Regions from separate parts of the Homo sapiens genome. Here region 2 is linked to region 1. A link is an interaction called in ENCODE POLR2A ChIA-PET data of the cell type or tissue named here. Cell type or tissue: GM12878. All regions are shown on one strand. Links, peaks and the distances in the headings refer to the core of each region. The heading gives the core; the rest is flanking DNA.

Evidence for each region. ChIA-PET counts read pairs that join two places held together with the same protein. Peaks named below come from ENCODE experiments on the same cell type or tissue, not always from the same donor. Only the 100,000 strongest peaks of a DNase experiment are listed, where the experiment ranks them.
Region 2: POLR2A ChIA-PET joins it to region 1 with 13 read pairs; 2 of 35 experiments call an interaction of 5 or more read pairs at or near these places.

Annotation. Positions count from the first base shown.
Region 1 is chr7:50,140,321-50,156,405 of GRCh38, forward strand. It overlaps SPMIP7 (sperm microtubule inner protein 7), which reads left to right. Exons shown (of 9, transcript NM_001161834.3): 7 at 961-1,068; 8 at 11,130-11,237. Among named protein-coding and RNA genes, the nearest start is that of SPMIP7, 52 kb to the left of the region's middle. RefSeq lists a silencer at 5,467-5,516. In GM12878, for the core only: no CTCF peak of the experiment used is centred there; DNase peaks (open chromatin) are centred at 5,851 and 8,211; H3K27ac peaks cover 1,681 bases.
Region 2 is chr7:50,273,450-50,289,534 of GRCh38, forward strand. No RefSeq gene overlaps it. Among named protein-coding and RNA genes, the nearest start is that of IKZF1, 23 kb to the right of the region's middle. RefSeq lists a silencer at 2,363-2,432 and an enhancer at 8,538-8,827. In GM12878, for the core only: no CTCF peak of the experiment used is centred there; DNase peaks (open chromatin) are centred at 8,522 and 8,652; H3K4me3 peaks cover 3,212 bases; H3K27ac peaks cover 3,267 bases.

The sequences.
Region 1 (16,085 bases), core at 4,946-12,945:
AGTGCCTGTTTAATGTCAGAAGTCCCATCTAAGGTTTGATTTTGATGAAAGAAAGAAAGAAAAGAAAGAAACAAAGAAGGAAGGAAGGAAAGAAAGAGAGAAAGAGTGGTATTTTTCTGTTTTTCCAAATACATTACCTTTTGAAATAAAATACCTTGGATGCTACCACTATTGAGTGTTATGAATCACAAAAACTGTTATAATTGCAGAAGGGATGAGATGCTCATTAACAGCATGGAAATATCACCTCTTAATTTCTACATTTAATGCCGGCTTTCCATGGATGGCAAAAAAAAGTACATTATCTGCCAGTTGGGGTCTTCTCCTGGTTTTTAGATGGAAGAAGAACCTTGAAACAAAACAAAGTAGATCCAAGAATATGGAGGAGGGATCTGGACCTTTAGTCCTGGCCCACCCCTCTCATTACTCGGCCTCTTCAGTTCTGCAGTTGACTAGTGTTTCTACCAGTGGCCCCAGAAGTCCTTGAAACTCTCTGATTGGCATTAACTCAGCCTCTCAACTTTCTCTCAGGCCCAGGGGCACGTGGCTTGTTGCCCAAGCTCCTCTGCACCTGTGAGGGTTTCCATTCACCAGGAGCCTTATAATCTCTGGCACACACCAGCCTCTTCCTTGCCCAGCCTCCAGCCGGTCTCCAAAGGAGTTGTGCTGGGGCTGCAGGAACAGCCCGCTTCTTTGTTCAGAAACACAAAACAGCCCTTACTGTCACTCTGGCTCAAACTTAAGATCAAGGAGCATGCCACCGCTCATTCTGAAGAAGAGAAAATTATCTTTATATTTTTTAAGGAAAATTGTTCTATCATTATGCTTTACATTTTGCATTTTGAGCCTTTGATCTACTTTGGCAAATAAATTTCCTTTGGAAGTTAGAATACTGTTCAATGGTTTCTTCTATGTTTCTTATACAGAAATATATGCCTTCTTTCCTTTCCATTCTAACAGTGGTCATGTGCAGTCTACAAATGCTGATGATGTTGACAACCCCTTGGGAGACATCGCATCGCTAGCCAAGCAGCGGTACTCTAAGCCTCTTTATACAAACACAAGTCGGTGAGTTCCATTCATGATTATTTCACTTGTTTTATTACTAAGGATGAAACATGATGATGGACTTTACCATAAATGAAGGAATTTAAACGTGGCTTTTATTGAACATTGCTGAAGAAGAAAGATACCTGCTTCCTAAAAGAAATGTGGTTTGTCACAAAGGAGATTTTGGGGATTGACTCACTTGGGGCCCTTGAGCAAGTCACTTTATCTCTGTGACTTCAGTTTCTTCATCTGAAACTTGTGAGAAAAAAAATGCCACCAAGCAAGGTGATCGTGGGGGGATCAATAATGTTTGTAAAGTATCTGAGACGCGGCAGATCACTAACAGAGAGGAATCACTTTTTTTTTTTTTTTTTTTTGAGACGGAGTCTCGCTCAGTCGCCCAGGCTGGAGTGCGGTGGTGCAATCTCGGCTCACTGCAGACACCGCCTCCTGGATTCACGCCATTCTCCTGCCTCATCCTCCCAGTAGCTGGGACTACAGGCGCCTGCCATCACGCCCTGCTAATTTTTTCTATTTTTAGTAGAGAGGGGGTTTCACTGTGTTAGCCAGGATGGTCTCGATCTCCTGACCCTGTGATCCGCCCGCCTCGGCTTCCCAAAGTGCTGGGATTACAGGAGTGAACCACCGCGCCCAGCCGAGAGGAATCACTTTTACACATAGGAACTTGAAGGCTGTCGTGCTGTGCTTCGTCCTGAGGAAGGAGTCAGTGGGCTGGATTCTTCCATACATTCTGCAAGGAAATCATTGCTACTACACATAATAATTCTAAAAATCTAAAGGAAGGATATAGGAAGAAAGCTAATTTAAAATATTCAGGCACAACAATTTAGGATTGTTTCTTCTTTGATACGTATATCTAAATTTTGAAATGTTGTATGAAATATTCTTTCTAAAGAATCAAAACATATTATTTGGGGTCATTTCTTCAAAGAGAGTGAAGAGCAGTATGGCAACATTTTAAAGATTTGGTGTAAAAATGAACCACTTAACTTCAATAAATTTGGGCATATAGCATTCCTGCCTCATCTTGCTGTTAATTTCTGTTTTTAAGCAAATGATATTTTGAGCGAATCATATAAAAGAATTGAAGATATTAACTGTACTTACCTGATTTGGGCACTAGAGGGCCTCCAAGGTTGCAAAGTTTCTTCTTTTGATTCGCTTTCAATTTTTAACGGAATCTTAACCTGTTAACACAAAGAAATGTTTTTCATTTTTATTTATAAAATATTTATAGACACAGAAAGATATAGTGTCACATATAACATATCAAATAACGTAAGTAAACTCCTGTGTATCCCCCACCTAGTAACATACAGAATCTTACTCAAATCTTTTCAGCCATGTGTGTGGCCCCAATCTCATTGCCCATGCCTTCTGCTTCCCCAGCTCAGAAGCTATACTCATTAGACTTTATGCCTTTCTTTTGCTTACTTTTCTTTCTAGTTTTGATACATACATATGAATCTCTAAACAAATTATTATGTAGTTTCCACAATACTGCTTGAGCTACAAAGCAAAGTACAGGAGAATATAAACAATATGATGTCATTTGCATAGGAGCACATGCGCCTACTTTGTGCCAAGTAAGGTACAGAGAGCCATCCTATTGAAAGCAAATATGTCTCTTCTTGAATTTTTTTCATCTTAAAGTTTCTTGAAGAGAAATGGCTTTATGATAGTATCTTTAGGGTCCTTTTTAATGATTGGTGGCACTTAATCATGGCTGGGAAACACTGCTATACCCCTGCCTTTTCAGTGAAAGCCATTTTTTTTTTTTTTTTTTTTTTGAGACAAGAGTCTCACTCTGTCACCCAGGCTGAAGTGCAGTGGCGTGATCTCGGCTCACTGCAACCTCTGCCTCCCGGGTTCAAGTGATTCTCCTGCATCAGCCTCCTGAGTAGCAGGAATTACAGGTGCACACCACCATGCCTGGCTAATTTTTTGTATTTTTAGTAGAGATGGGGGTTTCGCCATGTTGGCCAGGCTGGTCTGAAACTCCTGACCTCAAGTGATCCGCCTGCCTCGGCCTCCCAAAGTGCTGGGATTAAGGTGTCAGCCACCACACCCGGCCCAAAAACCGTATTTCAGGCAAGGGTCAAGGCCATTTACTCTCTAGTTCAAGTGGCTTCAGCATTGGAATCACCAATTTTTCTACAGGGCAAAAGTTTTAAAAATTTCCTTCATTAGTTGATTTTGTTTTATGGTTACTAAGTCATCTGACATGCTCTGTGTTTTTTATATTGGTAGTGATTGTGCTAATAGCTTAAAAATAGTAGTTTTTATTTTTATTGTAGAACTGAATCTGATCATTAAAGAAAAAGTATAGAAATATTAATAACAATGACAATATAACCAAACTCTTATTCATAACCATTATTAACATTTTGGCATATTTCCATCTGTCATACACACTTCTAATCTTGCTTTTGTATATTTACATAGCTATGATCACACTACACAGAACATTTTTACCACTATAACATTACCACATAATTATGGGTACATGTTTTTATGAGCTTATCATAGCTTCTATTTGTGTAGATGTACTGTAACTGCCTCATTCACTTAGGTTACATATGTAAATTGTTTCCATATTCTTTATATGACTCTTTCTTGATTTGAAATTATTTACTTAAGTGACATTCCTTCAAAAGGATTCTGGGGTCAGAATATGTAAACATTCTTAAAAAGTTCTTAAACTTATGGCTATCATTTTCTTGAAGTGTTATGTGAATTTACAGAGGTTTGGTGAGCCAATGGTTATGCTCAGTATTTATGCTCACCTTTAATAGTAACATTGAAGCTCCACAAATAACTTTTTTCCAAAAGTGTTCATTATGAAAATAATTCAGATATTTTTGAAGTGTAGAAAGTAAAATATCTCTTTCATTTTCAATCCCAATATTAAAAGTTTGATTTCTTTTTAGACTCTTCCCCTCATGCATTTATGAATGTGTGCAACATATATGTACAAGTGTATTGTGTGTGCATGGATAGGTGGAGTGTATGTGTGTATGTAAGATTGAAATATGCACTAGATATTTTTGCATATTAAAATCTTTTTAATGGCTAGATGTATCCCACCAAATCTATAACAAGTTTATATTGCCCAAGCCCTGAATACTTTTCTTGTTGTAAACAATATAGCAAAAACAGCCTCTACATATATGTTTGTACACTTATCCATGCATTCTTTTGGAACAAATCACTAAAAATGAAATTGTTGCCTGAGTTTTCTTATTAAAATTATTTTTGAATTTGGTAGGCATGCCCAGTTACTAAATGGCATTTAGAGTTCAGGAACTCAAAATGTTAACGCAGTTTCTACTGCAGTTCCTAACTTATTATAACTTGAGACTAGTTTAGGAAATAGAAAGAATCCAAAATAGTCATTGGGTTCAACAAAAATTATTGAAGCTCAGTATAGCTAAACAATTATCTTTGTTTCTTCAACAAACATGAACTGTTGACCGGATCTGGGTAGTGTTCAGGAATTTTTTTAAAATGATGCAAATTCATCCGCACTTATAATCTGTGTCAAGCAGAAAGTTAAGGTAAGACTGAGATGAGAATCCTGCTTTTTCAGGCCTGGCACGGTGGCTCACACCTGTAGTCCTAGCACTTTGGGAAGCCGAGGCGGGTGGATCACCTGAGGTGAGGAGTTGGAGATCAGGCTGGCCAACATGGTGAAACCCCATCTCTACTAAAAAACACAAAAATTTGCCAGGCTTGGTGGTGAGCGCCTGTAATCCCAGCTACTAGGGAGGCTGAGGCAGGAGAATCGCTTGAGCCTGGGAGGTGAAGGTTGCAGTGAGCCAAGATCGCGCCACTGCACTCCAGCCTGGGTGACAGAGGCCCTGTCTCAAAAATGAAAAAAAAAAAGAATCCTGTTTTTCAAATCTGTTGTTTTTATCCTCTTCAGTATAAGATCCATATTCTTTGCAAGGGCTCGGTGAACAAGTTTGAAGATAAGCTCAGTCCCTTTTAGTAACCATTTTACAGTCCCATATAATTTCAGTGCTTTGCAGTCATGAGTCATCAGTACAAGGAACATAAAAATTGAATCATCTGTAATGGCAGATCTCTGTCCTTTCCCAAGGATATGGAAAGAGTGTTGGGGTACTTTTTCTTTTGTAACAGACTCTATTGTAGATTATATATACATATATATATATGTATATATATATATGTGCGTGTGTGTGTGTGTGTGTGTATATGTGTGTGTATATATATATATATATATATATATATATATATATATATATACATCTTACATATATGGGAGAGAGCCCTGAGATCTAACATATATGCATCTCACACTTGTATTTCCAAAGAATAAACAGGCTCAGCAAAGGTGAGGTGCAGGCCCAGCTAACAGAGCAGCACAGCCCATGCCTTCTGAACCCAAACCCAGCACTTGCAGTCACCATTTGCTTGTTTTTCCAAACTAGGCAGCTGCCTATGAGGTACCATCCTCCACTAAGTTATAATCTTTTATCTAAGGACGTTACAAGGTTTCATATTTACTGTGCTTTTTGACCTCAATGATTGCTCTGAGGAAGCATTTGCAAATAAAGAGGAATTGTCCAACATGGACCCCCAGGCAGCCCCTGGCACATGTCTCCCATGGAAAAGGGGGCTTCCCTGTCAGTCGCTGGACTGTGTTGCAGCTTAACAAAATTTTACCACAACCCAGGTTAAAGAATAACTCTATGAATAGTAGTTCCTTAGATCAGCCCAATACTTCTGCCTTTTCAGACTACTTTCACACACTCCCTCATTTGTTTTTCAAATAGTGTGATGAGGCCAGAAATGAAGGTGCAAGTTCTATCCCCATTTTGCAGATGAGGAGGCTGAGGCCAGAGGAAATGGCATAAAGAGCCAAGATCACTCATTTCATGAGTGGTAAAAAGTCCAGAGAACTGGCCTCTTAATCCCCAGGGCAAGCTCTTGCCTTAACTCACATTAAACGTGGCTTCTGCCTTTGGCAAATAATGGGTTCTTGGAGCTTTGAGTTATACTGTTTCTACATTCCCTCCTAAATGGAAGAATTGAAGATCCCAAGAACACAGGAGGAAAGAATATACCCACCAGATGAAGAGAATAATCAATAAACCTGCAATTCCTAAAAAATATCTTGTGGCCACGACATCTTATGATATTCAGAAAAATGCAATCCAGTGATCAAAGTCATTGCAAAATGATTCCAGTTTTATTTGCATTTGTCATTGAACAATAAAATCAGACAAACCCCAACTCACAATGGACTCCTGTCTTTTCCCCTCCAGCCACATCTGCCTCACAGTTCTCTGCAGTCCTTCCCTTCTCTCAGCCCTCTGGGCTGACCCTCCTTAAAGTCCAAGCCTGGAATTTACTACTCTTCCTCCGTCTCCCACTTTCTGCTCCCCTTGCCCACCCTAACTTCCATCCATGACCTGCTGCTCCTCTCACATGGGTCTGCACCTGCTGCATGCTGGGCACTGTGCCAGGCCTTTACTTGCATCACATCGCCCCCAGCACCCTCCAAGGGAGTGCAGCTACCCTGACTGATGGCCAATTATAGGTGAGGATGCCTGAGAAAACTTCAGTTGAGGTCTAAGTTCACACAGCTGGTCAGGGCAGCCCTGGAATTAAATGTGTCTGTCTCACACCCCCCTCCCTTATGTCGCATCCATGGTCTTTGTTCACTTGGGATCTTTAAACATTTAAATGTGCATTTTTTAAATTAAAAGTATTAGTGTGAAAGCTGTTGGGAGCTAAGTCAGCTTGATGTCTGCCTAGAACTGTAGCTGATATAGAATGGCTCTAAATAAAAGACTATCACATTGATTTGAACCTGCACTTACACCCCACCCTGTATAATTGCAGCCCACTGTGAGCTAATGAGGCTCTCCTGGCTGGGCTGGGAGTAATGCCAATGGTCCTTCCTATTCAGTTCAGTTGCACTGAGGTCCAGTTCTACCACTTGCCAGCTTGGTTGGTGCTGGCCATGATACTTAGACTTTCTCTGTGTCAGTTTCTCCATCTATAAAATGGACATGATCATAGGACCTATGACACAAGATTGTTGTGAGAATTAAACAGTCAATTTACATCAAGCATTTAAAAGGGTGCCTGGAATATAGAACATACTCAATGACTATTAGTCATGTTTACAGTGTAGAGTGAGAATTTCTATGCATGCCTAAATTTTATGCACATATACAATACATATATTCTACGTATAACATGGTTTTCTCCACATTTTTCCTCTCATATTTAACTTATATACCATCTGTGCTCCCTTCTTCTGAGTTACTAAACTTCTTGATTTTCTTAAATTACTTAATTTCTATTTTATCATGTTTGGTTGAGAACCAATTCATTGTAGACTTGGGCAATAATATATTCAAATTTATCAATTAGTGAACAAAATCCTGGCTTATTTGGAACTAGGGAGTACAAAATAAGGTATTTAAAGGACTAGAAGCTGTGGAGCAAAGGCAAAAATGAAGACTTCTTATTTTTAAGTGGGTCTCTGCGTCTCTCTACTTTCCTCAAATGGGGAGTGGAATTCTTTGAACATGCGACTAACCTGGAAATCCATTTCCCGGCTTGTATGTTTCAGTATCTTTAATAGCTTTGTTCCCTCCAGCTGAAAAATAATATCTCCTATCAGCAGCAGTCTAAAGTGTTCCCCAGAGAGTATTCTCCTCTTAATATAAGGTCGCTGTGTTGCACTTAAGATGGCAAAATTCCCCTTGTTATGGCCATATGTGCCAGGGTTAAATGGAGTAGATTTAGAAGCAGTGTGGGTGAGGACTTTCGTTTTCAAATATTTGGCAATTTATTATGCAACTGAATTCATTCCCAAGACTGAGCAGCTAATCAGTCTAATCTTCCATGAAATGTTATTATTAAATATGATGTAATCTAATAGCATTAAGACAATGTAACATATGATACCATTTAGCATCAATAACATGCATGCCACAGAGGCACAGAGGCTGTGCAATGTTTTTTATCAAGCCTTTCATGTGATTGACAGATGGCCTGCGTCCATCCCTCTGACTTCTTAACTGCTCTGATGGCAGGATATGACTTTAGAGGCATTTTAATTCTGCAGGTGTTTTCAAAGGCAGTGGAAAAAACCTTTCACACAGATGGAGGGGATTTCCTTTGTAACATGCATGGAAGCTTTAATGAATGGTTGGGGGAGAGACACACGCATGAATAACTTTGCCTCATTCTGGGTTACCTCTCTAACTTACAGCTGCACTTTTCCAACAAAATTCCAAAAAATCCTGCAGGGCACTGCCTAGAATTCAGCAGCTTCAGTTCACTCACCTAGGTCCCTCCAGCAAGCTTGACAATGTGGCTGTAAAACAGAGGCTCCTGAACTTAGCAGCACAGGAGAATCATCTGGAGAGCTGTCAAAAGTCCCAGTGCTCAGGCTACACCACTTACTAGTTACATTAAAATATGGGGCTGGGCCGGGCACGGTGGCTCACGTCTGTAATCCCAGCACTTTGGGAGGCCGAGGCGGGTGGATCACAAGGTCAGGAGTTCAAGACCAGCCTGACCAACAGGGTGAAACCCCGACTCTACTAAAAATACAAAAGTTAGCTGGGCATGGTGGTGCACACCTGTAATAGCAGCTACTCAGGAGGCTGAGGCAGGAGAACCACTTGAACCCAGGAGGTGGAAGTTGCAGTGAGCCGAGATTGTGCCACTGTACTCCAGCCTGGGCAATACAGCGAGATTCCATCTAAAAAAAAAAAAAATGTGGGAGTGGGAGCCAGGCATTGGTACCTTTCAAGATGCCTCTGAGATGTCAGTGTGCAGCACCATTGGGAACCTCTGTCTTAGCATCTTTTCAGCTGTCTGTACTGGATAAACTTTGCAATCCCCATGTGCATGGCCCTTATTTTGTAAATGTTTTATTTCTTTAAATTACTGTATTTCAACTGAAATTAGTTTAGCATCTATTAAGTGCTAACAATTTGCTAGCTGTTTTCATATTCATTGAAGTCTCCTCTAATCCCCAGAGTGCCCCTAAGAGGTTAGTGTTGTCCTCTTCATGCTGCAGTTGACCGAGCTGAAGCCCAGAGAGCTTTCTTCACTGGAGTAAAACCTCACAGTTGGTTAAGGGGCAGAGTCAGGCTTGCCACAGAAGCCTGCTTCTCGATGCAGTGGGCTGCCCCCACTCTTTAGCTGCCTTATTTTCCTAGTCTCACAAAATCTGTTATTTTGTACTGTTTATTCTGCTGTTGCCATAGATGTAATTTCCCTTCACTTTGTTAGTCTCTGGGTGTCCTTGATTATATCACCTGCAAGCCAATAAGTCATCACCAACAGAGTCATAAATTACACAGCTGGAAGAGAATTAGGAGATTTATTAGTGCAATTCCCTGCCTGATATGTATTTTCCCCCTAACATTCTGATACTTGCACATAATCAATGTGGGAAGGACACCAAGAAATTGCAGTGTGAATCCTTCTCGTTTCCACTTCTCCCTCACCCAAGTCCTTCCGGTTGGTATCACTACCCGGGGTCAGGCTGAGGCTAGAAGGCTCCAAAAGACTATGTCCAGTCCAGATCCCAGAGATGACATGGGGAACCGGGGACTGAATCTTCCTCCCAACCCTTAAGCACACACCCCTTTCACTAACCTCTCTTCTGCCTGCCTTGTCACCTGATACTTTCAGGAGCAACTCCTATAAGCTCCAAATTTTGAAAATTACTCCTAAGATAAGTGGTTCCTGGAGAAGGCTTTGTGTGGCTTACTGGTCGTGTGGGAAGGTCATGGATATAACCAAGGCAGCCATTGAAGAACCATTCCTCCACCACCCACAGAGGTTTGCTTGTTGCTACTGTGTTGCATTTTGTCTGGGCACCAATTTTGAATAGGGAACCATGCCACAAGGATGTCCTGCTCTCAGAGAAAGGTCCAAGGATGGCAAGTGAAAGCCACTGAGATGAATGAAATTTGCAATCTGCCCACTGGCCCTTTCCTCCCTGGGGGCAAGTTCATGATGGTGGCCTTTCTTATTCCTCCCTGAGGCCAGCACAGTAAGCTGAGGCCATGGCGTTGATACGACTCTGCAAAGATGGTAGGCTATTACACAGAGCCTCATGATCTGTAAATGTTGTGTTCTTGGACTTTGAAATACAATTTAAATCTTATTTTCCTCAACTCCTTGCAGCACACAGGATGGAGCTTCATGCTGGGCCTGTCCCATAAGCCTTACCCACCTCCTAGGAAATAATCTGTGTAAACCAACTTGTGTGCTATCATGGCAAGAATATTCATTATTCTTCACATTCCTTCCTCTGAACTACCTACTTAAGCCTTTCTCTTGAATGCTCGTTTGCCTTTTCTGGAGAGAGAGAGCTTTTATACACACTGAAGAACGGCTTCTTCACTCTTGTGTTTTCCTTTTATCTCCCACTGTCCCTGGTGGAGAAAAGAACAGGGAAGCAGAAGAGTCAGTGGAATTCAAACTAAACTGTTTAAATTCAAATTCTAAACAGACTGTTGTAGAATTAATGCTGGTGTACGTTTGTTTCCAATGGGCAATTTTAGGAAATCATCTGAAATTTACAATGCAGTACATTAATGGTGATAAGAAAGATATCTGATAAAAGTAACAATGCTATAAATGTAAGAGTGTATATTCATTAATATTAGAGTCTGCATTACAGAAATATGTGTGGGATACAGGTCTGCCACTCTGTCAAGACCTGGTATCTTCCTTCATTATGAAACAGAGCTCAGCAGTGAGTCATGTTTGTAAAAGACATGGAAATTTAAAATAGCAGAAAAACATGAACTTGAAATAAATTTTATCGACCCCAGCATAGGGCTGTTATCTAAGTACCTGTGCATCAGCACGCCCCAGGCCTGCACTGTTTCCTTTTTGGACAGCCCAAGTTCCACACCTCATACAGGAAAAAAAAAATTAGACTGCATATTTCTTTATATTTTTCATATTTGGGTGCTAGTTACCATGACAATTTCACAAATCATCATTTTAATTTCCTCTTTTCCTCCTCTCTTAACTCTTCACTTTAGTGCTGCAAATATTCCAGGATATACCGGCAAGGTTCATTTCACAGCCACCCACCCAGCAAATTCTAATATTCCATCAACAACCCCATCACCAGATTCAGAACTGCACCGGTAAGTATGAATCCTATTACTCAATTTGCTCAGATACATTAGGAGGGGAAATCCTAATTGTGGTTATTCCATTAAAGAACAATTAAATAGTAAAAGCAAATTTACATTGTTTTTAAAAATGTGGCATCAAGTCCGAAACAGAAAAAAAGATAATTTTCCATTTTCCTACTGAGGGGAACTTTATTAAGCCTTGTATGTGTTTCCTTTTTGAATCTTACCCAAAATTACACTGAAAACCAGGTTTAGATTAATGTTATTACGAATGTGGCCAAAAGGGGCATATGAAGGTATTTCAGGCGCATTAGAGGAATGGCATCTTTACTTCTTAGACTCACAGCTGTGCACACACATCACCCTTCTGCATGATCATCAGAAGACACATGGAACATACATCAGATACATAGTTACTTCTTGTGAACAGCCACCTTACTTTTATAAAAGAAAAAATTCTGTTGAAAGTCACATATATTTTTAAACCCACATTTTGCAAATTGAAAGCAGGAGATGTGGCCAGGCATGGTGGCTCATGCCTGTAATCCCAGCACTTTGGGAGGCTGAGGTGGGCAGATCACTTGAGGTCAGGAGTTCGAGACTAGCCTGACTAACATTGTGAAACCTTGTCTCTACTAAAAATACAAAAATTAGCCAGTGTGGTGGTGGGCACCTGTAATCCCAGCTATTTGGGAGGCTGAGGCAGGAGAATCACTTGAACCTGGGAGGTGGCGGTTGCTGTGAAATGAGAGTGCCACTGCACTTCAGACTGGGCAACAGAGTGAGACTCCATCTAAAAAAAAAATCCCAGAAAACAGGAAATGTTAGATGCAAGGTTACTGAAGATTCCTTTATTTGAAGCTACTAGTGAGAAGGAGCACATGGTTACTCATTTATTATAACTCAAATTTGAAAGCACCTGATGGAATTCCTGGCATTGCAAACGGTTTTGAAAATGCAAACACAGTCTGAACGATGTCTAGTTGTTGGCCCAGTGCAGATGAATATGCTAGCACAGTAGGAAGGCAGACTAGAGGGACGGCAGTTCGCCCCCAAAAGGAGAGCTTGTTCTAGATCACATTCTTTTGGTAGAGGATTCATTCGTTTATCACACATTTTATTTATTTATTTATTTATTTATTTATTTATTTATTTATTTAAGACAGAGTACTCTGTCACTCAGGCTGGAGTGCAGTGGTGCGATCTCAGCTCACTGCAACCTCTTTCTCCTGGGTTCAAGAGATTCTCATGTCTCAGCCTCCTGAGTAGCTGGAATTACAGCCGTGCACTATCACGCCCAGCTAATTTTTGTATTTTTGGTAGAGACAGGGTTTCCCCATGTTGGCCAGGCTGGTCTCAAACTCCTGACCTCAAGTGATGCTCCCGCCTTGGCCTCCCAAACTGCTGGGATTACAGGCATGAGCCACCGTGCCTGGCCTTATCAAACATTTATTGAGCATCAATTCTGGGCCAGGCACTGTTCAAGACACTGAAGATACAGGGATGAACAGACAAGGTCCCAGCTTTTAGGAGCTTATTTTCTGGTACGAAAGATAGACAGTAAAGAAGCACACAAGTAACTGAAGAAATGAAATAATAATCTTAGCTAGTGAAATGAAAAAGAAAGACTGATGTAGGAGAGAGTTCCTCAGAAGGGGCTTATTGAGCTTTGTGGTCAGGGAGAGCTTTCTGAAAAGGTGACTGTCAGGCCATGGGTACCAAGCCAGAGCTCCTGCTCTGATCAGCTTCTTAAAACTTTCAGAAAGGCAATGGCTATAAATGGGAACAGCTGCCATGCATGGGCCTCTTGGGCTGTGGTTTCTGGTCCACCCAGCTGCTAATCCTTTTATTCACTCACCCATTTGCTGGTGGATTCACATGATCTTTTACTAAGTCAATGCATGTTTACTGTGCTCCAATAAATCACAAGAACTGCTTGCAAGGAGCTCACCATCTCTCAATGAGAAATAAACAATTGCAGCAGAGGATGACAAAAAATGTCTTAACACTAATAATCACTTCTGTTGGCTGAGTGCTTTGTGGGTACTAACTCATGTCACGGTCCCAGGAACCCTGTGAGGAAGGGAATGTTACTATCACCATTTTACAGATAAGGAAACTGAGGCACACACAAGCTGCCTGGGGCTCTGGGAGGGGGCACTAGAGAAGACTTCACAGAGGAGTGGCTCAGGCAGTGACTTGAAGGAGTGGGGCTTGGTCCCACGTAATTGAGGGCAGCAAGCATTCCTCATGGCACAGTAAAGGCACCCTAGGGGGTGGCTCTCAGGCCCCGACTAGCCTGTTGTAGGCCACTGCATACAGACAATTCTAAGCATCCCACAAGCCCTGTGTGCCTGGCCTTTTCTAAGGTGCCTGCCAATAGGAGGCTTTATCAACACGTCTCACTTTCTGGATTGGTAATTTTCTAGCATCTCTCCAGGCCATTTGATGAGAAACATTTTAAAAGGAGGTCAATGGCTTTCTAGGCTGATAACTTGCATTTGTTTTTTTCTCAAGACACATTTTTTTCCCAGTCTCAATATTTGCATGTATTTAAAAAATAAATTCTGTTGTGTATATCATCCTAACAACATGATATTATGATGACATATGGGTATATAGTAAAATGGTTACTATAGTGAACACATTAATATCCGTCATCGCCATAGTTACCCATTTTCCCCTTCCCCCTGTGGTCAGAGCAGCTATAATCTACTCAGTTAGCAAAAATCCTGAATACGATGCACTATGACGCCCTGTAGTCCTCATGATGGATCTTATGTCTCAGGCTTGTTTCTCCTGCGTGTCTGCTACTTAGCATCCTTTGACCTACATCTCCCGTTGCCTCACCCCCCACCGAATCCCTCATAACCACTGTTCTATTCACTATCTCTGTGTATTTCACCTTTTATTTCTTTGTTAGATTCCACATGTAAGTGAGATAGTGCAACATGTTTCTTTCTGTGTCTATTAGCAAAATGACTTCCAGGTCCATCTGTGTTGTGCAAATGGCAGGATCTCCTACTTTTTAAGGCTGAATAATATTCCATTTTCTTTATCCATTCATCTATCAACAGACATCGAGGTTGTGTCCATATCTTGGCTATTGTGAATATGATGCAATGAACACAGGAATGCAGATATCTTTATGAGGTGGTAATTTCATTTCCTTTGAGTGTATCTCCAGAGAAGGAATACGTTATTTTTATGTTTAATTTCTTTAGGAAACTCCATACTGTTTTCCATAATGGCTTCACCAACCTACATTCCCATCAACAGTCTATCATTTCTCTACATGCTCATCAACACTTATTATCTCTTGTCTTTTTAATGGCAGCCATTCTAATTGGTGTGAGGTGATATCTCACTGTGGTTTGTATTTCCCCGATGAGCAATGTTAAGCATTCTTTCATACACCAGATCACCATTTTTGTTGTCTTTGGGGACATGCCTGTTCAGGTCCTTTGCCCATTTTTTAAATTGGGTTATATGTTTTCTTGCTATTGAGTTGTATGAGTTCTTTATAAATTTTGGATATTAACCCCTTATCAAATATATGGTTCCCAAATATTTTCCCCCAGTCTGTAGGCTGCCTTTTCATCTTGCTGATTGTTTCCCTCGCTGCACAGAAGTATTTTAGTTTGACATAGTCATATTTACTTATTTTTGTTTTTGTAACCTAAGTTTTGGGTGTGATACACAAGAAACCATTGCCAAGGCCAATGTCAAGACACATTTTGAAATGTTATAAATCCATTTCCAAAGGCAAAGCTGGTAGACATTTAGACAAGTAATATATATTTACTTCATGTGAGGGACATAAAACAATGTCAAAATTAAATACATCCTTGTACTGATCATTTAGACTCACTGTCCAAAGAGAGTGGGATGAAACCTTGTGGCTGGTTCATGATTTAGGAGGGATCCGATGCAGAGATTCTTTGTCAGTGCAGCTATAAACAATGCTAATCCCTTTTCTTTTTTGTGCACAATCCATCTTCTCACCCCCAAATCTCAGACCCCACCCTGATTTCTGATTGCTCTAACATATCTACACAACACATAATCAAGCCATCCAATGTGTGATAAAACGTTCCTATTATCTTTCAGATAAATCCTATTTCTAAATGAAAAACTGTCCCCTACTGTTACTCCCAGAGAATATAACTTGTATCTTTCAGCCAGACTTTCACATCCAGATTCAGGCCCATAGCTGACTCTTGGGGGTCCTCGCAATCCCTCTCAATACACACATACTACACACATGGCTGTCATCCATGGCCCTCACTATACACACATACTGCACATACAGCTCTCATCCATGGCCTGAGTGGGACCCATCGCCCTCTGAGGTAGCTTCTCTGGGATTCTTATTCTCAGGGTGCAGATAACTCTCTAGAAAAAGTGACACTAACCAAAGTGTCACCCACAACTAAGTGATGGCTCGTGCTGGGCCCAGATGTCAAGGCCTGCACCTCTGCCTTCTCCCCTAACAGCAGCTCCTGGCAAGCGGTGGTGTTCTGGCATGAAAAAGCATGGTGCGGAGGGGCAGGAGGGAATTTAAACGTGTAAAAACTCACTGTGCTTTCATAAGGACTGTGCCCTCTAGCAGGAAGGCCTGGCCCTTATGATCAGAAAATTGGGCCTTCCAGGCTCTTCACATCAAAAAGTATCACTCTGATTGTATCTAGCACTATAATTTATTTTTCTAAAATTTTCCAGTGAAAGTATGAGCCTTGATCTCTCTCTGATGAGTGTCATGAGAACATAGTGAGCTAACTTCCTCCTGACTGTTTCTGCTTGATCTGATGCATTTTTTCCTGTTATTTCTAAGAAGTCATCTTCACACGGGCATCC
Region 2 (16,085 bases), core at 3,715-11,714, 130 kb after region 1:
GCTTGTGGATGTGAAATGGTTAAACAGTAAAACCTCAAATGTGTGCAGCTGTGGGTTGGGAGAGCTGGAGTCTTCACCAGCTGGACACAGACAATGTGGGAGAGAGAACCACATTCACAATGGGGGAGAATTTGTTGTCTATACTCTAGACAAGTCTGGTTTCCCTCACACTAAATCCAGAGTAGTCTTCAGATTGGAGGGAGAAAACTCATGTCCAGGTAACAATACAGAATATTCTAGAAAGACTAAGCTAGAGGAAAGACTCTCCCTTACATTCAGTGGCAACCAAACAGATTTAAACACAGGGGTGGGTGACTGTCCTTAAGATATAAGTGTCAATCAGTTGCAGAGAGAGGCTGAGAATCTTTTCAGTTGGGGTGAAAAACTCCAGTCAAGAAACAGCCCCTTTGTCATGGACAAGGTGTGGAGCAGGAACAGGGGTGCTCCAAAGGGACTCAACAATGATGAAGACCTGAGAATTCCAGACAATGACAAAAAATAGGACCAACAGCAGTCCCTCCACTGCACTCAGCTGAGAGCTTCACCAGCAGAGGGGGAGTGAAGGCTAATGTCAGACACATTGAGCAATTAACTAGTTATTTTTATACACATAATCATAAGAACCCCTGAGTTACAGTCATCTATTGCAATCCAAATCGGTAGACCATCACCAGAAACTCAGTCTGCATGGAGTGCCCTGATGTCATACTTAATGACAACTTTTTAGACATATTTTTTTAAATCAAGCTTTTCTCTATTATTTTAAGAAGAATAAGGAGACCAGGAAAGCAGGTTTCTTTGCAGAATTTTGCCTGAAAGTCACTGTCTGTGCTATTTAATTTATTACAGAAATATATTACAGGATTTCCAAATTTTTAAAAAGGTGAAGCAGAATTAGCTTTGGATTAAATTTTCTGCTATTTCTATATACTTCTAGGATTTCATTGTATTCAACACAGTACTTCACCAGCAGGTAGGAAGGAAAGGGACATTTAGTCCAGCCCTCTCTGCTCTCCGCTCTTGACTAACTCCATCCGTTAGAGTGGGAATGGGTCGTGTCTTCAATGCAGCTTGCTCAGGAGGAAGTGGGCAGGAAGATCAGTCACCATTGCAGCTATCCCCTCAGCAGCAAGGCAGGAGTTCTCCTCTGGCCACAAACCCCGTGGACACTGAGGAACGGCAGCCCTCTTCACCGTGTGGGGCCACAGTGATGAGATCAACCCATGGGCCCCTCCTGCCGATTCTGCCACAAATGGGCCCAAGTGGCAGCCTGTGAGTGCCAAGGACAGAATTAGCTACCATCCTGGAATAGGGACCCTATCTTTGTTTGTTCATCCAGTCAACATGTATTGAGCATCTATCATGAGTCTAGATACCAGAAGGAAGCTCCAGATCCTGCTCTTGAAATCGCACACATCATGTTCACAAAATCTTGGGCATGTACAGCAAGGATAGGGAGGAGATCTAAGCAGCTCCATCTTGGAAGGACGATGGGGTCCTGAAAGGGATTTCTGAAACTTACTCTTCTCATCCTGCAGAGCAAAGTTTAAACATTTGTCTGAAGAAACAGAGAAAAAAAGAACAGCTGTGCAGAATAAACCCATTAAGTTCTTACAGAACAACCTATTTAATTAAGTGCTTGACATGTGCCAGGTATCATTCTAATTACTCTACACACCTATTTAATCATCACTTTACACTGCCTTAGGCCTGTGTACCAGGCATATCTCTGTGTACTTTAAAATATGAAATAATTCAATTCTCTAAGCAATCTTATGAAGGGTACTGTTACTATCCCGATTTTACAGATGAGAAAATTGAGACACAGAGAAGCTAAATAATTTGCCTAGGGACACACAGCAAGTAAGAGGAAGAGCCAGGATTCAAACACAGGCAATCTCACCGTGGACTCCATGCTTCTAACTCCAGTGCCTTATCCCAGGTAGAGAAGCAGCAAATGTCAGGCACAGCAGCAGGACTGGAGGTGTCTGTTTCAGTAAGAACCCATCCCTATTACCAGATATTCAAACAGGGAGACAGTTGTAGTACCTTCCACTGGGCTGTGGGGTTGAGGGGAGAGCTTATAATGGAAAAGGAAAAGTAAATTCATACCAGACGTGGGATTTCAAGTCTTAGCTTCACAAACTACCAGCTGTTCTGAGCCTCAGTTTTACCCATCTGCAAAATGGGGATAATGATATCTCCCTCGTAGAAGCATGATGAGAACTCAGTGATGCATGAATAACTATTCACACAGTGTCTAGCACAAATTTGGTGAGTAGCAAATACTCTCACTTCTATAGCCCAGGTCACGCCTTCCTGGATGGAGATTTACTGTGAAGCCGGATCAGGCAACACTCCTTCCTCAAGTGTCCCCAGCGTACCTGTGGCACCTGGAAAGCTGCCGCTAACAGCTTCTGCTGAACACGCAGACACAGAGGCTGTTCAGACCACAGTGATGTGACCAGGTAAGATCTGAGGCTCTTTCTGGTTCAAACAGTTTATGCTCCAGGAATCAAGATTATCATAATTACGGTAATTATCCATAATTATGATATAATCCATAATCCATAATTGGTATAATCCATGTGGTATAATCCATAATTATCCTCTTGTCATTATCATTGACAAGTTAATCAATAATCACAGAATAAAAATATATTGACATTGGAAAATTAGTTGAAGACTATCTTGGGCAAACTTCCTTTGCCTTTGATGTAACATATTAGCAGGAAACTAATAAAGTGAATGCAATACACTTGTTGAAATACAAGGAAAAATGTGTCATTACTCAATTCCAATAAAGTCCAGAAATAAAAAGAAATAATAACTTGTGAAAAAACTAGTAGTGATGTTGGGGAAAGGAGAATCTTACTTGTTTAATGTCACCTTGTAAGACTGAAATTTTTACAAAATGCAGTAGAAGATTCAAAATTTTCAGAATGTCTAAACAGAAAACTTTATTTTAGTATTTTCTGTCTAAAACTAAAAAAAAAAAAAGTTTTAGACAGGAAAAAAGTACATTGTTGCTGTCCAGATAGTGACAAATGGTGTCAAATGTTAATACCTAGCAGCTACTACCACTACATGTAAACCTGCTTTAATAGTCACTATGGAAGATTATGTAAGTAAAGTGATTGGGAGAAGAGAAAGAAAAAAAAGAGGAAGGGAAGGTGAGGCAAGAGATGATATGTTTTTCTAGTCTGATTTTACAATGGCTCAATTACTCTCTTTTACACTTCATTTACTCTGTGCTTCTAAATTTATACAGCTCACGAATGGGCCCCACCTCCCCTGGAATATTGCCCATCAGACTCCATATCTTAAAACACCACACCTCTGGCAGAGCTCCTGACCTTCTTTAGTGGTTGAGCTGATTGATCTCATTAATTGGCAAAAATCTATTTATTTCTTCTCTAATAAATACTTCCTATTAATTCGATTAATCTCTTTCCTAGAACATATGCTAAATTTAGAGAAGATTCTTCAACCGCAGAGGTACCATGATGCAGGAATATTTCTGTAATAGCAAATTCATTCTTTCCAGAACATTAGCCCAGAATTTTTAATAACCTTAGGAGCTATCAGATTTGCACACCACGACAATGGCTAAGTCTCCAACCCAATTTATCCTCTTACTCAGATACCCACTTTAACTAATTCTCGTGCTAGAAATGTATCCATTTTAAATTGGGAATTTAGAGGTCTCCTTGATAGAAAGCAGTAAAATAGTACGCTCTAATTTCAGGCATGTCTAATGGAAATCTTATTCCTAAACTGTTATTAAATTACTGGGATATTGTGCTTGTGGTTTATGTGACCCGTTACATATGGCAACATCTCTATTTAAATGTCATCTTGGGCCATCTTTTCAAAGACACATCAAAAAAATAACAAGAGCTATCGCTAATAAAGAAACTCATTTCTTAACAGTTCTCAATCAAATAAATTCTTTCCTTATTGGACGGTCAACAAATTAAACAATCAACAAATGTTCATTAAGCATCACAGGGGCAGGAGGGTCTATATATACTCCAATCAACTCACCCTGGCCCTCCTGGCAGAGATGGACTGAAAAAGAACTTTACACTTCCTCTTCCTTTCCCTTCTCATCCCTTTGTACATCCAATCCTTGGCTCCCGCATTATCTAATTATGTTCAATAACCATACAGAAAACGCAGCTCCTGAGTTTTGCAGGGAAAAAAGAAAACATACTAAATTTGCTTATAACAGAATTCCATGTAAGAGAAATTTGCATCTGGGCAGCGACTGGGTAGTAACAGAAGTTTTAGCAAAACTGAAGGACCCACTACTATGGGGGATTAAGGGGCACACAGAAAGTCTTTGGTGTTTTGGAACCAACCTGTATTCCAGAAGAAGAATCAGCCTCACAGAATGAATACTCACCCCTCTCCCATCTCACCCTCTGCCGTCTGATTCCCAACCTTTCCTTTTCTCTTGCACATTAGTTTAGCTGTCTCCTTTCTGGGCTAATCTTTGACCACACCAATGTCCTTGGCATCAAATCTTCACATGGGTTTCTTGTTTTGTTAAACAAAGACACTTTCTTTGTTTTATTTTTTTTAATTATTAAGATGCCTCAAAATTGTGTTGCATGAGAATAGCCAAAAATTGAGGAAGAAAACTCTTAAATTTACATCAATAGGGAAATAATTAAATAAAAAAGATGTATCCATTCAATGTAACACTATGCATTTTAAAAATAATGATATAGAATTGTATGTTTGAAGTTCAAAATTGTTCATGAGATTATAATTTTTTTTAACTACTGAGTAGACACAATAATATAAAATATACATAAAGTATAATGATTAGTCATGCAACAGTCATGAACTTAGCACTTGAGAAAATACTCATCATCCTTACTCTGAAGTCCTGGGGATGTCTCTAATCTTATTCTCTTCTGTACCTACTCAGAAAAAATCATTATCCTGAATCTTAGGTTTATTTCCTTATGTTCTTCAGAAAATTATTGTTATTTTCCAACATCTATTAAATAATATATGTCTTTGGATTTATAGGAATGGAAGTATAACTTTTATATTCTTTTGTGATTTGCTTTTTCCACTGAAGACTAAGTTCCTGACATTCATCTGTATTGATGTGTAGCGTAGAGTCAGCTCACTTCACCTGCTTTGTGGCCTCCCAATACAAGCATACATCACAATTTTTAAAAATATTCACTTCCCAGTGGACCTTCTGGTTTCTTAAATCTTTTGTTATTACAAAGGGTGCTACTAGAAATAATATTCTTAAATACTTCAATTTTTGCTAATTTGATAATATTCTAATACAGTTTTAATTTGCATTTCTCTAATTATGAATGAGATTAAGCATCTTTTTATGTGCTTGTAAGTCATTTATGTTTCTCCTAGACCCCTTCCTTACACCTTATACAAAAATTTACTCAAGATGGATTAAAGACTTAAATGTAAAGCCCAAAACCATAAAAACCCTAGAAGAAAACACAGGCAATACCATTCAGGACACAGGCATAGGCAAGACTTCATGACTAAAACACCAAAAGCAATTGCAACAAAAGCCAAAATTGACGAATGGAACCTAATCAAATCACAGAGCTTCTGCACAGCAAAATAAACTATCATTAGAAAGAACAGACAAACCAGAGAACAGGAGAAAATTTTTGCAAGCTACCCATCTGACAAAGGTCTAATATCCAGAATCTACAAGGAACTTAAACCAATTTACAAGAAAAAAAACAAACAACCCATCAAAAAGTGGGCAAAGGTTATGAACAGACACTTCTCAAAAGAAGACATTTATGTGGCCAACAAACATATGAAAAAAAGCTCATCATCACTGGTTATTAGAGAAATGCAAATCAAAACCACCATGAGATACCAACTCACGCCAGTTAGAATGGTGATTATTAAAAAGTCAGGAAACAACAGATGCTGGTGAGGCTGTGGAGAAATAAGAACGCTTTTACATTGTTGGTGGCAGTGTAAATTAGTTCAATCACTGTGGAAGATAGTGTGGTGATTCCTCAAGGATCTAGAACCAGAAATATCATTTGACCCAGCAATCCCATTACTGGGTGTATACCCAAAGGATTATAAATCATTCTACTGTAAAGACACATTCACATGTATGTTTATTGCAGCACTACTTACCATAGCAAAGACATGGAATCAACCTAGATGCCCATCAATGGTGGACTGGATAAAGAAAATGTGACCTATATACACCATGGAATACTATGCAGCCATTAAAAAGAATGAGTTCATGTCCTTTGCAGGGACATGGATGAAGCTGAAAGCCATCATTCTCAGCAAACTAACACAGAAGCAGAAAAACCAGACACCGCATGTTCTCACTCATAAGTGGGAGTTGAAAAATGAGAACACATGGACACAAGGAGGGGAACGTCACACACCAGAGCCGATTGGGGGTTAGGGGGCAGGGGGAGGGAGAGCATTAGGACAAATACCTAATGCATGTGGGGCTTAAAACCTAGATGATGGGTTGATGGGTGCAGCAAGCCACCCATGGCACATGTATACCTATGTAACAAACCTGCACGTTCTGCTCATGTATCCCAGAACTTAAAGTAAAATTTAAAAAAATTAAAATAAGTCATTTATGTTTCTTTTTTGTAAGTGTCTATTCAAGCCTTTTGTCCATTTTGCTATTATTTTTATTATCAATTTTAAAAATCTGAGTTGGAGGGTAGATTTTTTTCTAAAGCAAATGTTTGGTAGTTCACAATTTTATCTGTGATAATTTTATTTTAGAGAAATGGACTGAGAAAAGATTTAATTTTCATTTTTTTCCTGTGTGGATAACAAACTAGTCATACCACATAGGTATGAGTGTGTTTCTAGGCTCTCTTCTGTTCCATTGATCTGTTTAATTTCAATACCAGACCATTTTAATCACTGTTATTCATAATATTTCTTGTTGGCTGTTAAGGCATATGGCCCCACATTTTTTAGGATTTTCTTAGCTATCCTTAACTCTTGGAGCTCCTGACATACATATTAAAATTATCTTATCAAGCTCTTTAAGAAGAGGATGTTTGATTGGGATTGTATTGAATTTCTAAATCAATTTGAAAAAAATAACATCTTTAAAATATCAAGTTTTTTGATCTATGAACATGGTATATCTATTTAAGTGTATGATAGTACATTTACCTATATTTCCATCTAGACTTGTGTGTCCTTTTCTGTTTCTATATTATGAGGCGATTTCTTAGTTTAAAAGCTTGGAATAATTATATTTTTCTGATCAGGTTGTAATGATTCTCTTATTTTTTTCATAATATCCTTTACCTTAGAGTCTCTTTTGTTTAATAGGAATAAAGCTGCACCTGTTTTTATTTGTTTCTTTGTTGTTGGTTTTTTGTTTGTTTTTGTTTGTTATTTTGGTCTCTATTTGGCTATGATATATTTACCCACAGTTTCACTTTTAATCCTTCTGATAACTTGTATTATATGTCTATTGTAAAAGGTACATAGCTTGCTTTGTGTTTAAAATCCACTGCAAATCTAGTTCAATCTCAACTACAGAATTTGGCCTACTGAAATTTCTTTCAAGTAAGGACGTATTCTAATTTATTTCTTTTACTTTATGTTTTCTATTTGTACTGCTTTTTATTTTTTTACTCTCGCTTCCTTTTGGATTTAGGGGTTTTCTTCACTACCGGTTTGGAAGTTATCTACCTTATTCCTGTTTTTTAGTGGTCACCATAGAAGTGTTAACATGCATACTTAATATGAAAAGTTAATAAATATTTTTACCTCAATCCAAATCATGTTGAGACCTGAGAACATCTCCGCTTCAGACCTTTTCCTCCTAATCCTGACTTATATGCCTATTGCCACAGCTGCAACTCAACAAAGACTGGCCAGTGCCTTCGATTTCATCCAGATGGTAGTTTTCCTGAAGCTGAAATTCATTTCTATATTGGCACAGCCCCACCTCTCTCCTCCCAGGATCTCCCATCACCAGCTTTGGATGTAACTAGAAGGAGTTTATCCTCAGGCTTTGGTGAAATCAGAGAAAGTCAGAGGAGAAAACTGCTATACTTGACTACGTCTTTGCCAGGATGAAGATGACCAGGGAATATTCTTGTACCATATCTGCCCATCACTGAATCCAGTCCATGTGGGATTAGACTGTAGAAATTAAGAGTTGTGTCTATTACATATTCTATGTTTTTGGGCTCTATTTCTGGTTGTAAGAATATTCTAAGGTTCTTTTTAGAGAGGGGAACTTTGAGGCTCTAAGAGAGGAAGTGACTGAGGTCACCCAGGAGTCAGTTGGCAGAACCAGAAATAGACCCCAGGTCTCATTCTCAGTTCAGACAAGGCAGCATGTTCTGCTCTGATGTTGAGTGAAAAAGAAGAGAGAGGGAGAGAATTTTCAACAGACCATATCTGTGAAGTGGAAGCAAGAGAATTATTTTCCTTAGAACAGACCTTTCTTCTCCCCTTCCCCTCAAGCCTGTCTGAAACTCCTCTGCTAACTGGCTTGAGCACTTGGAATATTCCAGATGTAAGAAACGCAGACGGGCAAGAGCACCAGCCACCCTCCCACAGCTGCAGCCCAGATCTTGTGATTTCCGCCAGGCTCAAGCTTGGCCTCTTGGTTTCTCCTTGTCCCGTGTGCTGATTGTGGGAAAATTCTGCGTGGGACACGTCTTTTCTTCAGCACTCTGGGAGTTTGCCACTCCGGCCTCCCCCTCCCGAGGACAGCAGCAGACGTGCACATCTGCTTAGGGGCAGGGCTGGCAGTTCCCAGACTACTCCTGGAAGCTGCAGTAGAAGATACAGTTTACTCTGAGCTTCCGTCTTGTGCACCTCTGAAGTCCCCAAGGATAGGGCCTTCCAGAACAGAGAAAGCGTGGCATGCTCTGCTCCCAAATTCCTTGGGAGAAGAGGTTTCATTGTCCTTGGTTTCTTCGGCTTGTAAAACTTTTCTTTCCTTTTTCTTTTTCTTTTTTTTTTTTTTTTTTTTTTTTTTGAGACAGAGTCTCGCTCTATCGCCCAGACTGGAGTGTAGTGGCACGATCTCGGCTCACTGCAAGCTCCGCCTCCAGGGTTCACCCCATTCTCCTGCCTCAGCCTCCGAGTAGCTGGGACTAAAGGTGCCCGCCACCACGCCCGGCTAATTTTTTGTATTTTTACTAGAGACAAGGTTTCACCATGTTAGCCAGGATGGTTTCCATCTCCTGACCTCATGATCAGCCTGCCTCCTCGGCCTTCTAAAGTGCTGGGATTACTGGCATGAGCCACCGCGCCTGGCCAAAACTTTTATTCTCTGGTGAGGTTGTTTGAGGCTCTCCATGCAATCTCCCGAAAAAGAGACCGAGGCCCACACAGCATGAGAGGAGAGAAATGAGTACAAGCTAAACGCAGTCTCTTCTGATGGCCTCTCTTTCCCAGAAATAAGAGGTTATAGAGAAAACACAAATGGAATCTAAATCTGGTAAGATTTGCAGAACCTCAAGGTTTCGCTGGGTCAGGAACAGGGTAAAAATAGTCTCTGAGGATGAATCCTGGCCAGGAAAATAGAGACAAGTGAAGGACAGGGAAATACATTGTAAAATTTCACTTTTTCCAGCTTCCTATTTGGTTTCACTCTGAATTTTCTCTGAATCATTTATTTCTCACACCGCCTTCATAGCACTACAAGGAGCCAGCTACAGTACCAGAATCCAGGAGATGGAGGCATGAGGGCTTTTCAAATGTCCAGTGGTAAAAGGTATAGTAAAAATAGATCCCAGAAGTAGGCAACATACCCACAAAGCTGGCCAGACAAAGTCCTGGGATGCAGGAACCCAGCCACTCAGCACAAAAGACAGCCATGGAGCTCGCAGTGCAGACGCAAGGGCCCCGAGAAGAGGAACAGCCAAAGGTCACCTCGTTTTTGGAATGCTTCCAGCTATCCCAAACAAGCAAATGACGATCACATTTCTGAAAATCCTCACCACGGGGGCATTCCTGCTTCCCCTGACGGCTGGTTCCTTTCCACTGGCCAGTTGTTTCAGACACTTATGTCAATTTTCCTGGGGGCAAGCCTGTTCCATTTTCATCTAGTTCCTCATTCTCTCCAGAGGGCGTTATTATGTGCTAGGGTCATAGAGCCAAATAGATGGACTTGAAGATACCATTCCTCTGCCATTATGGTCATAATCGTCTTTTTATAAAGGACTGCCTAAAGAAATTCAGCCGTGAAGGTCAGCAATAGCAACAATAACTCACAGTTTAACCATTTGCACTTTGGATAATTAGTCAGGAGGAGAGTAACGGAGACCCATTCAGCTACCTAAAGTAAAAATTTGCGTTTGGTTTTATTTTCTATGTTTCTTTCCAGAATGAGGTGAGTCCCATGGTGTCCAGGGGCAGAGAGGCACCCGAGGCCTTTCAGAAGTTAGAAGGAGAAACAAGAAAGTCCCAGTGAGCTCAGCAGGAACCTCGGCCCCTCTCCTGCCTCCAGCAGGCCTTAACAGAGTCTTCTCTCTTCCTCTCTAGGGCCTCTCATTCCTATAACTCTGCAAAGGCATGTGCCTGTTGTGTTATACATATGAACACATATGAAAGCCCAAACCTCTGTTTCACAGCCTTCCTTGGCTATCAATCAGCATGTTAGGTGCCAATGCCAAATTCCTGGGGGTGAAAATCTAACTGACCCATTTGGAGTTAGGGGGCTGCCCCAGGTCCAATAAACAATGCCAAGAAGGTGGGGGGCTACAGGGTGAGATAGAGATACCTGCCCACTTTTTTAGTGAGACCTATGTAGACTTCCAAAACCTATCCATTACAGAGACTGGCTAAGAACTTTCACAGACTTAAAGTAGTTAATAAGCTTTGTCCGTCCTACCCTGTATAAGAAAATGGCAGCTCTAGAACCTTGGAGGAGAGATTACATGAGCACTTATATTCTTCCTTGGCACTCTTTACTTTGGCTAGGATTAAGCCTCAATGTGTGAGAAACTTTTGAGGGGGCCTGAGCCCTCCCTGGGTGTGGTCAATGGTAGCCCACATCCTGTCCGCTGAACAGATCAGTGTGTTAATGGGCCATGGGTTAGTTCACGCAGGGATCAGTTAGTAGTAGGTGGGTCCCCTGCACAGGTTTGTCCCCAGTACTAAACCCATTCCCACTATGCTGCTGGCCACAGGAAAGCATGAGCCAGTCAGTTTGGACAGCCAGCCTCCATCTGTCACTTGTCAGAAGGAAGTCACAAAGCCCAAGCACTCTGTATCATCTTTGTAAAGATGAAATAAAGAACTGAATTATTACTTGGAGGATAGAAGACAGGTAGAATACAAAGCCATAATGATGTCCACATTTCAATAATCTCTTAATTCACCAAATGATTTATAAAGAAGCCCCTGACTAGCATACATCTCCTCCTCTGCATAGCATTTATCACCCTGAGTGGAATTTGATCTCATTTCTGTCTTCCTCAGTAAATACTGGTGTTCTTGAATGAAAGCAGCATATTGTAGCCTCTTGTAGGCTTGGGGCCCAGCCCAGGATTTGGCATGTCGCTATAAACAGTTGACAGTGGATGGATGAAGAAATGATGAATGGAGGGAAACATTTAGGGATTAAAAGTCTGAAAGAAAACAGGAAGGGACTGAAAGGAAAGCGAAGGAAGGAGGGATGGAGGAAGGAAAGAAGGAAAGAAGGAAGGAAGGAGGGAGGAAGGAGGGGAGGGGAGGGAGGGAAGGAGGGTGTTCAGTAGCAAGTGTAACAATCCCAGTGAGCACAGGGGTCATGCATCCTGTGATATGGTGCCGCACACAAATGAGTGCAACCTCCTGGACCAAACCTCCTGGACCAACACGGACCTGGGACTGGGCTTCACTCAAGAAGCAAATGAGCTTGACCCAAGGCTAAAAGTTCTCAGTGTCATGGTCTTCAGGGAAATCCTTCTTTGCCTCCTCTTTGTGTGCCCTTTCCCTCCACTCAGGCAGCAGTGCTCTTCTGGCATCGCCCCAAATCAAAAGGGAAGTCACTCCCACTAGCCATTTGCTCTTATTGATGGATTACACTGCAGTGTGAATATGCTTCATCAACTTTAGCCCAGTGGTTCTTAACCATTTTTGGCAGGAGAAAAGAGAAGTTGGCTCGGTGCATCACAGACCTGCCCTGACATCTTGATAAAAGATATGGATCCTCTCCTCAGGGAAACGCACCCCCCACCACCCTTTAAATGCACCAACTCAGTTTCAGGGCTTCCCAACTTGAGATCTGTTATCAGGGTCTACTAGACTGTATTATTTGGCTCTTTTTTAGTTTTAAGCTTCTGATCTCTAATTGGGGAAGTCTGTTACTTAGAGGATTATCAAGCACCAATAACCAGATAGGGAGGAAGAAATTTCTCTGGTCAGAATCAGACTTCAAAGTGCACAAATGGAACCCTGTTAGACTTCTGGGTAACTGGGAAGCAGTAAGATAGCAGGGTGACATAGGAGCACTACTCCTGTCCTCTGGGATCTCACTGGCCCTTTGTGCCTCTCTTTCTCTCTCACACACACTGGCCACTGGATGGAAGTCCCAGAACATTAAAGCCCCTGGGAAGCCGCCCTCCATTAATGATTGGCATGTGTCAACCGGTTAGCAGCCTTGCTTCCTAATTTTCTAGAATTATCTACCTTTGGCCTTCCAGGACAAACTATCACATACATAATTTTTAATAGATCTTTTTTTTCTTTTTGAGATGGAGTCTTGCTCTGTCATCTAGGCTGGAGTGCAGTGGCACAATCTTGGCTCACTCCAATCTCCGCCTCCCAGGTTCAAGCGATTCTCCTGCTTCAGCCTCCCAAGTAGCTGGGCACATGCCACCATGCCAGCTATTTTTTGTATTTTTAGTAGAGATGGGATTTCACCATGTTGACCAGGCTGGTCTCTAACTCCTGACCTCATGATCTGCCTGCCTCGGCCTCCCAAAGTGCTGTAATTATAAGAGTGAGCCACTGCACCCAGCCTTCACAGATTTTTTTTGAGACAGGGTCTCACTCTGTTGCCCAGGCTGGAATGTAGTGGCATGATCACAGCTCGACCTTCTGCTGGGCTCAGTATTTGTGTTTTGTACAGATGGGGTTTTGCCATGTTGCCCAGGATGGTTGCAAACTTCTGAGTTCAAGTGATCTGCCTGCCTTAGCCTCCCAAAGTGCTGGGATTACAGGTATGAGTCACTGTGCCCAGCTGGCTTTATTTTTTAGAGCAGTTTTAGGTTTACAGCAAATTTGAGCAGAAGGCACACATTTGTTACAATTGATGAGCCTGCACTGACATGTCATTATCACCCAAAGTCCAAAGCTTGTATTAGGGTTCATGCTTGACGTTGTAAATTCTATCCATTACGACAAATATATAATGACATATATCCACCATTATTGTATCATACACATCGTTCCACTGCCCTAAAAATCCTCTGTGCTCTCCTAATTCATCCTTCCTTGCTGCCCCCCAACACCTGGCAACCACTGATCTCTGTGCTGTCTCCGTAATTTTGCCTTTTCCAGAATATCATAGAGTGGAAATCATAGAGTATGCAGCCTTTTCAGACCGTCTTTTTTAACTTAATAATATACCTTTAAGATTCCTTCATTTATTTTCATGGCTTGATAGATCATTTATTGTTAGCGCCAAGTAATACTCCATTGTCTGGATGTACCACGGTTTATTCACCTATTCACCTACTGAAAGACATCTGCTTGCCCCCAAGTTTGGACAATTAAAAATAAAGCTGCTAGAAATACTTACTACATGTTTTTGTGTGGACACCAGTTTTCAGTTCATTTGGGTAAATATCAAGTGAGTGATTACTGAACTGTGTTTGGTAAGAGTATGTTTCAGTTTGTAAGAAACTGTCAGCTGAATTCCACAGTGGCTGGACCATTTTGCATTCTCCCCAGCAATGAGTGAGACATCCTATTGCTCCACATTTCGTCAACCTTTGGTGTTGTCAGTACTTTGGATTTTCATCATTCTAGTAGGTGTGTAGTATTATTTCATTGTTTTAATTTACAACTTCTTAATGGCATATGATATTCAGTACCTTTCATGTGCTAATTTGTCACCTGCATATTTTCTTGGGTGAGGTATCTGTACTTCCATGCTGTTTATTCTACTGGTAATGAGGTTTCTTACAGCAAATGCTATAACCTTGTTTCTCATGAAATCGTTGTAACCCTTCCTTGTTGGCTTTTATTTTAGATCAATTTTCTCCAAAACTAAAATTTTGTCCTTATTTTACAAAATGAAAACCAAAATTAATTTAAATATTTGGTTTGTCACTAGCAATCCAGTTGATTACTTATCTTATAGCTTATGAATTGAAACCACCTTATCATTTTTAGAATCATCCAGAATCTCTTTTTAAAGTTGGTGACTATTTTTTTATTTCCTCTCTTCAATGAAGAAGTAATGGCTCAGCAAATAACATCTTCCAATTCCTTGGGTATAATAGAATGTAAGCCATTGGGCCAACTGCAATGAACAAACTCATCCTTCACAGATAATTTTTGGTCACTTTCTTTCCAATTCTAGTATACATTTCATTTCCCCACATGAAGGCTTTTAGGTTTTAGGTCACAATTTTTTTAAGAAAACAAAAACCATAAAATATCTGCACTTTCCTAATTTTACCCTAAAGCTCCATTTTCACTAAACAGATTAAGCACATGCATTTTTTTAACAACAACAAATCTGAAAACAGACATTTTAATTTGAAATATTTTGGGGAAAATATTTAAGGAAATAGTCGTAGATTATAAAACATACTGAGGTTACTCTTATCAAAACATTTGACTACTTCAAAATGCAGTTAAAATGACATTAAAATATGACACGGAAAGCACACTCAACAAAATAAAAAAAAAAGATAAACTGAACTTCATCAAAATTAAAACCTGTAGTGCATTGATGCCACTATCAAGAGAGTGAAAAGACAGCCCACAGAATTGGAGAAAGCTTTTGCAAACCACATATCTGATATGATTCTCTATACTAGAATGTATAAAGCCAAGTACATATTCAGAAGATATAAAATATCCAGAATATATTAAAGAACACTTACAACTCAACAACAAAATGACAATCCAATTTAAAAATGGGCAAAAGACTTGCCTATCATTTCTCCCAAGATATACAAGTGGCCAATAAGCACATTAAAAGATCCTCCATGACATTAGTTATTAGGAAAATGCAAATTAAAACCACTTTACAGTCACTAGAATGGTTATAATTCAAAAAAAAAAAGAAAATAATGGGTGTTGGTAAGGATGTGGAGAAATCAGAATATTCATATATTGCTGGAAGGAATTAAAATGAATTACAATGTGGTCCTGCAATTCCACTCCTAGGTATATACCCAAAAGAATTCAAAACAGGTGTTTGAGCAAAAACTTGTACATGAATGTTTATAACAGCTCTGTTCACAGTAGCCAAAAGGTAGAACCAACCTAAATATTCATCAACAGACGAATGGGTAAACCAAATGTGATATATTCATATAGCGGAAATTGCTCCACTATAAAACAGAATGGAATACTGATACATGCTACAATATAGGTTAATTTCAAAAACTTATACTAAATAAAGGAAGCCACAGACAAAAGGCCAAAAAGTATATGCCCCCATTTGTATAAAATATCCAGAACAGGCAAATTAATAGAGACAGAAAACAGACTAGTTGCTGCCAGGGGCTGAGGGCAGCAGAAAATGGGAGTGACTGCTTAATGGGCATTGGAATGAACAAGTTCTGGAAATAGTGGTGATGGTTGCACAACATTGTGAATGTACTTAATGCCACTGAATTGTATACTTTAAAAAGGTTATGACGGTAAGCTTTATGTTATGTGTATTTTACCACAATAAAAGAGACAATAAATGCTTCAAAGGCATGATTTAAATTAGTTTTACTAGTTCATTTTATTTCAGAAATCGGTGTTTACATTGTCTAAAGGTAGAATTAATCCATGTTTTAAGCTTTTGTTCTATACGGGGCAGAGAGAATGTTGTAATGTTTCTCACCTTCACCCTGTGTTCTTGGAGAGTATTTAATTTGGCTTATTGGCTGCAA